2 separate regions of the Homo sapiens genome follow, and region 2 is linked to region 1. A link is an interaction called in ENCODE POLR2A ChIA-PET data of the cell type or tissue named here. Cell type or tissue: MCF 10A. All regions are shown on one strand. Region 1 has its middle 30 kb from the start of DENND2B. Region 2 has its middle 4.7 kb from the start of AKIP1.

Region 1 (4,000 bases):
GTTATCTAAGAGGGAAAGCATTTACGGAAAACTTAGGAGGACTATCTTCATGACCTTGGGGCGGGAAAGGAATTCTTAAAGGACACAAAAAGTGCTCACCAACACAAAGCTTGATCAAAAGGATATGGAGCTAAAATCTCAGAGCAACATAGAAGCAATGACCATTCTTAGGCCTACAACACAGATGTATGCTGAAGCAACATAACACAGGAATCCAAGCCTACTCCCAGCACCAAGGTCTGAACTGAAACCTGGCTTAGAAAAAAAGCCCAAAGGCAAAACATTAACTTTCCAGTGAAGAAAAAAGGAGGAAGAGAGAAAGAGAATGGATACTAATTTGGCCTAACAGAAGCTAGAATAAAGCTTGCAACATGATAAGGTACACAGGAATCTATGAGAATGAGATGGAAGCCCTGGGAAACCAGGAGCATCATCAGTGGAATCAGAAGGAAATTCAAGGGACCCGAACAAGGATCTTTGCCGGGGGAACTGAAGAAGTCACTGTATGGAACTAGATCCACTGATTTAAAAAACAAAAGGTAAAAACCTACCTGAATTATCCAAGAAAGAAACTCTCCAAAGGGTGTGAAATCTGTGAAAAGAGTGGAAAGGTTGTTACCACCAAGTAAAATTCACTTACACTTTCCAATAACCTTTAAGAAAGGGCTTCAAATAGGATCCCTTAATTGTATTAGAGGCTCTGATATTGACACTGTTCAACTGAACAAGAAAGGTGGGCGGGGAGTTCCACAGAAGAGCAAAGGGGTCTGAGGCCAGCTTTCTACCCATGCTCAGGGCAACAGGCTTTCCCTCACTTCTGAGGTGACCACACCAGCAAACTGGGCCACCAGTGGTCCCCCTCCCCAGTGACCCCTCCTGTCCTCTCACAAGCATTACATACAGAGTGGGGAAGAGGGAAGGAAAAAACCTGGAGCTCTTAACCTCAAAGGGTTTCCATTCTACTCAAAGTGCCAGGACACACATTCCTAAGGTCCAGAACCCTTGCATCAACACCTCAGCTCAAGAAGCACCCAGGAGCAGACCAGACTCTGGGTTGGGAACACTGTTTTGTTAGGAAGGAGTGCTGATAACTACAGCAGAGACAGGAGAATGAGAAAAGGACTAAGAGAACCCAGGGGAAGGGAATTTCAGGAGACAGATGAATTGCTTCCTGATTATGAACTGATCCACTTACTGGACAGTCTATGAGACAAGGAGTTAAGCTAAGGGGAGTTTTGGGGTTTTTTTTCAAGGCAGCTCTTCCCCAGGTGGAAAAATTGAGAGCACAGACAAAAGGAAGGAGTGACCTCCCTGGAAGCAGGGAAATCCCCCGCCCAATGCCTCATTTGTAATCAAGGGCAGCGAGAATGAGACTAATGTAAACAGGCCAGGGAAGCCAGCATGCCCTTCTCCAGAGAGGCCAACACACACACTTCCCCCAGCACAGCCCCTGGAAAGGCAGAAGTAGGTATTCTCTTGGACAAAAGAGAGGGGACTTGGGGAGTTCCCAAGGTGCTTTCAGGCTTTTCTGTTCCCAGGCACTCAGCATTCACCAAAATTCCAGGGCACCAAGACCACAAAAAAGGTGAAGCTAAGATTCTGCTGCTTGGAGGAAAATGCAGTTTGCAAAAAGACCCCACAAGAAAGGCTCAGAAGAAAATAATAGGGCTGAACGGCAGGACCACTCCCACATCTGAGCACCTAGGCCTGAGTCGGGCAAGCTTCCCACACCCCTCCCAGCACCAACGCAATGAACAGCTGCCCTGGAGAAAACAATGGGGCCTTTGTCTGTGCCTTCTCCTGTAGATCTCTTTTTGGAGAACCAAACAGGATAATTCCTTTACAAGAGGGGCTCTCCTAAATATCAGTCCCGGCCAAGATGAAAGTTTTTACCATCCACAGCATCCCTCTCAAGTAAGACTCCTACCCGTTCCATATTGGGCAGGAAGGGTGCTGTGCAGTATCCAGCCCCACCCCACATAGGAAGCACTGGCAGACAGGTCCTTGCAGCCCCTTCCTGCAGCCCTCACCAGTCACACACAGGAGCTGCTACTCCTGCTTTCTTCCTGGCCTGGCCACGGAACTGAAAGCCTAAGAACTGTTCTCACTCCCCTTTTGCCATCCACCAGAATATTCCATATTGAGTGAAATTACAATGCTTGTTGATACTGTTTTCATCAAAATCTGTCAAAATGGACTCCCAACAGTAACTGTGATTTTAAAAGAAAAAGGCATGAAACAAGCTGGACAGTCAAACTTCTCTTAATGTTGCACTACTAAATAAAAATTCCCAAACTGACAAATATCAAGAAACTTACGCTGTCATTTTCCATGATTCAAACATCTTAAATCTAACCTAACTATATAATAGACAAGTGGAAGGTTCTTTCTTTGCTGTCTTATTAGCCCATTTTCTTGACTTGTTTTTAATTTATTTATTATTTTGATTTGCAAATGTCTCTTCTTATATGTTGTGAAGATGATAATAGATTTGAGGTTTTTGTTTTTAGTCCCTTTGCCTAAAAAAAAAATTTAAAATTTTTCCTATATTGGTCCAAATTAAGAAACAAACAAACAAACAAACAAAACGTGTGTTTTTGTGAAGCCAGGTGCCTCACGCCTGTAATCCCAGCACTCTGGGAGACCAAGCTTGGAGGATCGCTTGAGCTCAGGAGTTCGAGACCAGCCTGAGCAGCATAGTGGGACCTCATCTCTACAAAAAAAATCTAAATATTTAAAAAACTATCCAGGCATGGTGGCACACACCTGTATTCCCAGCTACTCAGGAGGCTGAGGCAGGAGGATTGCTTGAGCCTGGGCGGTCGAGGCTGCAGTGAGTTATGACTGTACCACTGCACTCCAGCCTAGGTGACAGAGTAAGGCCATGTCTCAAAATAAAAGAAAAACGTGTTTTGTAAAATCCCATATGCCACATTTCTCCCATTTTCCTTCATTGGGTAACTGGTAGCAGATGAATTCAGGACCCACTTCTTCCGAACCACCACCATGGACTACATGACATGGCACAAAATTCCCTTTCCATGAAACGGAAACAGTCTGAGCAACTCCTGATGTCTCTCTCCTCGATTCCTCTATTCTAACCATCATTCTTCCTCTCCCCAAACACCTCCAGATCAAGGGTACTTGGGTTTTCAGGCCAGTTAGCTGGATACCATGAGTTCCCCAGTTCAATCCAGAGTATCCCCCATTCTCCACGATTTCAGCACAAGGCGGCATCACAAAGTAGTAGAAAGAAATCTGCAATCAAATGAACCAAAGTTCAAATCCTGGATCTTCAGTGATTTACATAATTTCTCTGAGTCATGATTTCCTCCTCTCTGAGACAATCCGTTCACGAAAGTATCAAGTTGTGAACGGCACATAGTAGGTCCCCGGTGCTGACTCATTACTTCCTTGACAGGTTTCTCTCCTGTCCTCCCAAAAAAGATAGGCTTTTTAGAGACTTTTTTAAAAACAGGGAGCTGGAAATACTGATATTAAGAAGACATTGTTCCACAAGGAATCAAAGTCGTGCAGTGTCCCTTACCTTGCTGTGCTGGTCACATTCCGATGACTGCCCTCAATTTCTTTCCAGCCTCTCTTAGGAAAGGCCCAGAACATCTATTTAATGGTATAAACCTCCATTTCTCCCTCTCAAGAGTCTGGAGTTATGAATTATTAGGTGGCTCAGGGTTCTCTAAGGGTAAGGCTTTCAGTGTCATCCTGGAAAATATTAAAATGTGGAAAAACCACTCATCCCACCACCTCGTGTTTCTGTGTGGTATCGACTCGACCCTTTATGGTTTCCTTTTGGAGTGCATTCAATCTGCCCTGCGCAAACACCACATCAGGTCTCTATCACTGTGCTAAACAAATGTTCCAAATGGGAAAAAAATTGTCATAAATATTTTTTGGGACTGCTCACAGTCTTATTTCACTGCACTTATTTCAAGTCTTTCACTTATTTAAAGTCTTATTTCACTTATTTCATGATGGAGAC
Region 2 (4,000 bases), 66 kb after region 1:
AACAAGGCAAAGATGTTCCCCTTGCCACTTCTATTCAACATTGTACTACAGGTTCAAGCCAGTGCGATTAGGCAAGAAAAAGAAGTCCTGATTGAAAAGAAAAAAGTTAGCCTTTCTTTATTCACAGAAGATCTGATCCAGTATACAGAAAATCCTAAAGAATCCACAAAAAAATTCTTAGAACAAGTAAATGAGTTTAACAAGGTTACAGGATACAATATCAATATGAAAAAGTCAACTATATTTCTATACACTAGTAATAATTTCATCTGAAAATGAAATTGAGAAAACAATTTCATTCACAACAGCATAAAAATACTTAATAAATTTGTTAAAAGAAGTGCAATATGTACACTAATCACTACACAATATTAGTAAAAAAAATAAAGAAAACTGAAATAAATGGACAGACATTCCATGTTCATAAATTCAAAAACCCAATATTGTTAAGATTGCAATTCTTCCTCAATTAATCTGTGAATTCAATATAATCTCTATCAAAACATCAACAGTTGTTACACAGAAGTTGACAAACTGAATTTAAATTTTATGGAAATAATGACTGTACTAGAATATAAAAATAATTTTGAAAATGAAGAACATAGTTGATATACTTCCCAATTTCCAAACTTACTACAAAACTACAATAATCAATACAGTATAATATGGCATAAGGACAGACATATAGATCAATAGAACATAATTTAAAGTCTAAAAGCTAACTCTTACATTTATGGTGAATTGATTTTTGACAAAGTTGCCAAGGGAATTTAATGAGAAAAGGATAGTCTTTTATACAAATGATACTGAGAAAATTGAACATCTGCATGAAAAGAAATGAATCTAGACCCTTACCTCATAATGCACATAAAAATTAATGCAAAATGGCATAGAGTTAAATGTAAAAACTAAAATATACAACTATTAGGAGGAAACATAGAAAAAATCTTCAAAAAAAATTTTCATGACCTTAGGTTAGGCAAAGATTTCTTAGATATAACACCAAAAGCACAATTTATAAAGGAAAAAAATTAATAAGTTGGAGTTCATCAAAACTTTAAATGTTAGTACTTCAAATTACACCACTAAGAAAATGAAATACATGACACAGCCTGGGAGAAAATACTTATGAATCATACATCTGGTGTGGGTGCGGCGGCTCAAGTCTGTATTCCCAAGAGAAATGAAAACATGTGTCCACACAAAGTCTTACTATGCATTATCAGTCAAAATAGCCCCAAACCAGAAACATTTCAGATGACCATCAACCAGTAAATGGATAAACAAAATGTAATATATTCATATAACGGGATAGTATTCAGTCATAAAAAAGAATGAAGTATTGATACATGCTACGACATGTGTGAGCCTCAAAAACATTATGCTAATTAAAAGAAGCCAGGCAAAAAAAGGTCACATATTATCAGATTCCATCTATATGAATTGTCCAGAAAAGGCGAATTCATAAGACAGCAAGCAGAAGACTGGTCACCTAGGACCAGAGGCAGGAGCTGAGAACTGACTGCATATGGTATACACTAGGGATTTTTCTCAGGTAATGACAGTGTTCCAAAACTGCACTTTGGTGATGTTGACAACTCTGTAAATTTACAAAAAATACTGAAATATACACTTAAGACAGGTAAATTTTATCATATGTACATTATACCTCAATAAAGAAGTCTTTTTTTTCTTTTTTTTTTTTTTTTTTGAGATGGAGTCTCGCTCTGTCACCCAGGCTGGGGTGCAGTGGCGCGACCTTGGCTCACTGCAAGCTCTGCCTCTCAGGTTCACGCCGTTCTCCTGCCTCAGCCTCCCCTGGGACTACAGGCTCCTGCCACCACGCCCAGCTAATTTTTTGTATTTTTAATAGAGATGGGGTTTCACCGTGTTAGCCAGGATGGTCTCAATCTCCTGGCCTCGTGATCTGCCCATCTCAGCCTCCCAAAGTGCTGGGATTACAGGTGTGAGCCACCGCGCCCAGCCAAGAAGTCTTCAAAAAAAAAAAAAAAAAAACTCTACATAAATTTCAACTGTTTATATTAAATATCTTCCAAATACTATTCCTTTGATCTCTGACTTTTAAAAATGACAAGATTTCAATCATTCCTGCTCTGCAACCAATTTTTTTAACTCCCAGTCAATTTTAAACAGATTGTGAAAGTTAATTCTCAGAAGTTTGATTCATTTTCTTTAATCTACATCATCAAGATGACAATTTTGATAATGAGTTTCTTTCATTCCCCCAATAACCCAGTGAGATGATGTAATCAGGCAAAATGAATGATCTAATGACTCAGTCTGTAATACTACCTTACAAAGCTGTGATGATTCCAAAGCTCTTAAGTCTGCTGGAGAAATAACAATACCATTTGTCAAATAAAATGATTTATACAGTTTCTGGTATGTACAGTATAAATCACTGTCTAACTCTGGCACAGTACCCACTTTTGCATCCTGGGTTTTTAACCCTTTTTGGCCCCCTTCACATAAAGAAAAGGAATTTACATTGCTCTTCACTGGACTTGTTTTTTCTCCTCAAAAAGTCCCAAATACAGCACCAGTCTCTTTCCCCATTTCACAATTAAAGACCTCTTCCAACGCATCTCCTCCAAAACATAGAACCCTGACAACTAACTTTCATCTGTTCTCATTAGTGAATTTACCCTTGTGAAGATAGAAGTCATTAAAAACTCATATCAATAGTTTATTTTTCTGTCAATACTGACAGTCTATTTCCCTGTTGACCAGGCACATTCCTAATTAGTTGCCCTCTCTCCATTTACAATTCCATTTTCAGTTCTCACCAGTGGCTTTCATTTGGCGTGGGCTATATTTGATCCACAAGGGGCCTGATGGTAGGTCATGTTCTATCATTATTCCCAGCCAATCTTAAAAAAGATAAAAAGGAATCTCTCAAGTCTCTCAATCTGTGGTTTACAGGATGAATCTTTAAAATTATAAATATGCACATATAAAAATATATTTACAAATATATTTACAAATAGAAAAATAAAAACAAATGCAAAGATTTAATTTAGAGTCTTTTGGTTTCAGTTTCATTTCAAGCATCTTCTTTCCCATAAATTTCTAAATGTTAAATTCTGAGAAAATGTAGTTACAATTGAATATTCATTACATTCATTAAAGTTCATGTAGGTAGGTGTTTTTTTAATAGAAAAGCCAACTCTTTTTTTTCTTAAGATAGGTTCTTACTCTGTTGCCCCGGCTGGAGGGCAGTGGCACGATCATAGCTCACTGCAGCCTCAACATCCTGGACTCAAGCAATCCTCCCATCTCAACCTCCCGAGTAGCTAGGACTACAGGTATGAGCCACCATGCCAGGCTAGTTTTTTAATTTTTTAAAAAATAGAGACAGGGGTCTCACTATGTTGCCCAGGCTGCTGTCAAACTCCTGGCCTCAAGTAATCCTTCCACCTCAACCTCCTGAACTTCTGGGATTACAGGTGTGAGCCACCACAAAGCCACCTCTTTATGTGGGCTAACAGAAGTCTATTTAACTTAAAAATTAAATCAGAGTAATTTCAACAAATGGCTACTGAACACCCGCTACTTAACAGGTCCTGGAATGTTTAGGGACAAATAAGGAACAGTTTCTGCCTTCAAGGAATTGAAAGGCTATTGGGAGAGAAGAAACCATAACTACACATAATTTAAATTAGATTGGAAAAGTACACACAAAAAATTTTTTTAAGGCTATGGCAACAGAGGTGGCAACTGGGAACCACTGGGAAAAGTTTCAAAGAGCTGACCTGACAAAAAGAAAGTAGTGCCTCAACTGGAATGACTAAAATAGAATGGGGAAGAGAGACAAATGAGATGAGGTGTGGCTATGATACTGGGTAAGTGAGAGCATATTTTGGGAGACCAGGCTGAAGCTTAAGATAATAATACTAGCTAATATTTATTGAGCACCTACTATGTACCAAGTACTATAAATGCACTTTATAGATATTAACTTACTTGATATTCACAATAA

What was found. Peaks named below come from ENCODE experiments on the same cell type or tissue, not always from the same donor. Only the 100,000 strongest peaks of a DNase experiment are listed, where the experiment ranks them.
Region 2: POLR2A ChIA-PET joins it to region 1 with 6 read pairs; 7 of 35 experiments call an interaction of 5 or more read pairs at or near these places.

Annotation. Positions count from the first base shown.
Region 1 is chr11:8,838,759-8,842,758 of GRCh38, forward strand. It overlaps a transcript of DENND2B not described here. Among named protein-coding and RNA genes, the nearest start is that of DENND2B, 30 kb to the left of the region's middle. In MCF 10A, no CTCF peak of the experiment used is centred here; no DNase peak of the experiment used is centred here.
Region 2 is chr11:8,904,513-8,908,512 of GRCh38, forward strand. It overlaps a transcript of DENND2B not described here. Among named protein-coding and RNA genes, the nearest start is that of AKIP1, 4.7 kb to the right of the region's middle. In MCF 10A, no CTCF peak of the experiment used is centred here; DNase peaks (open chromatin) are centred at 1,179 and 2,399.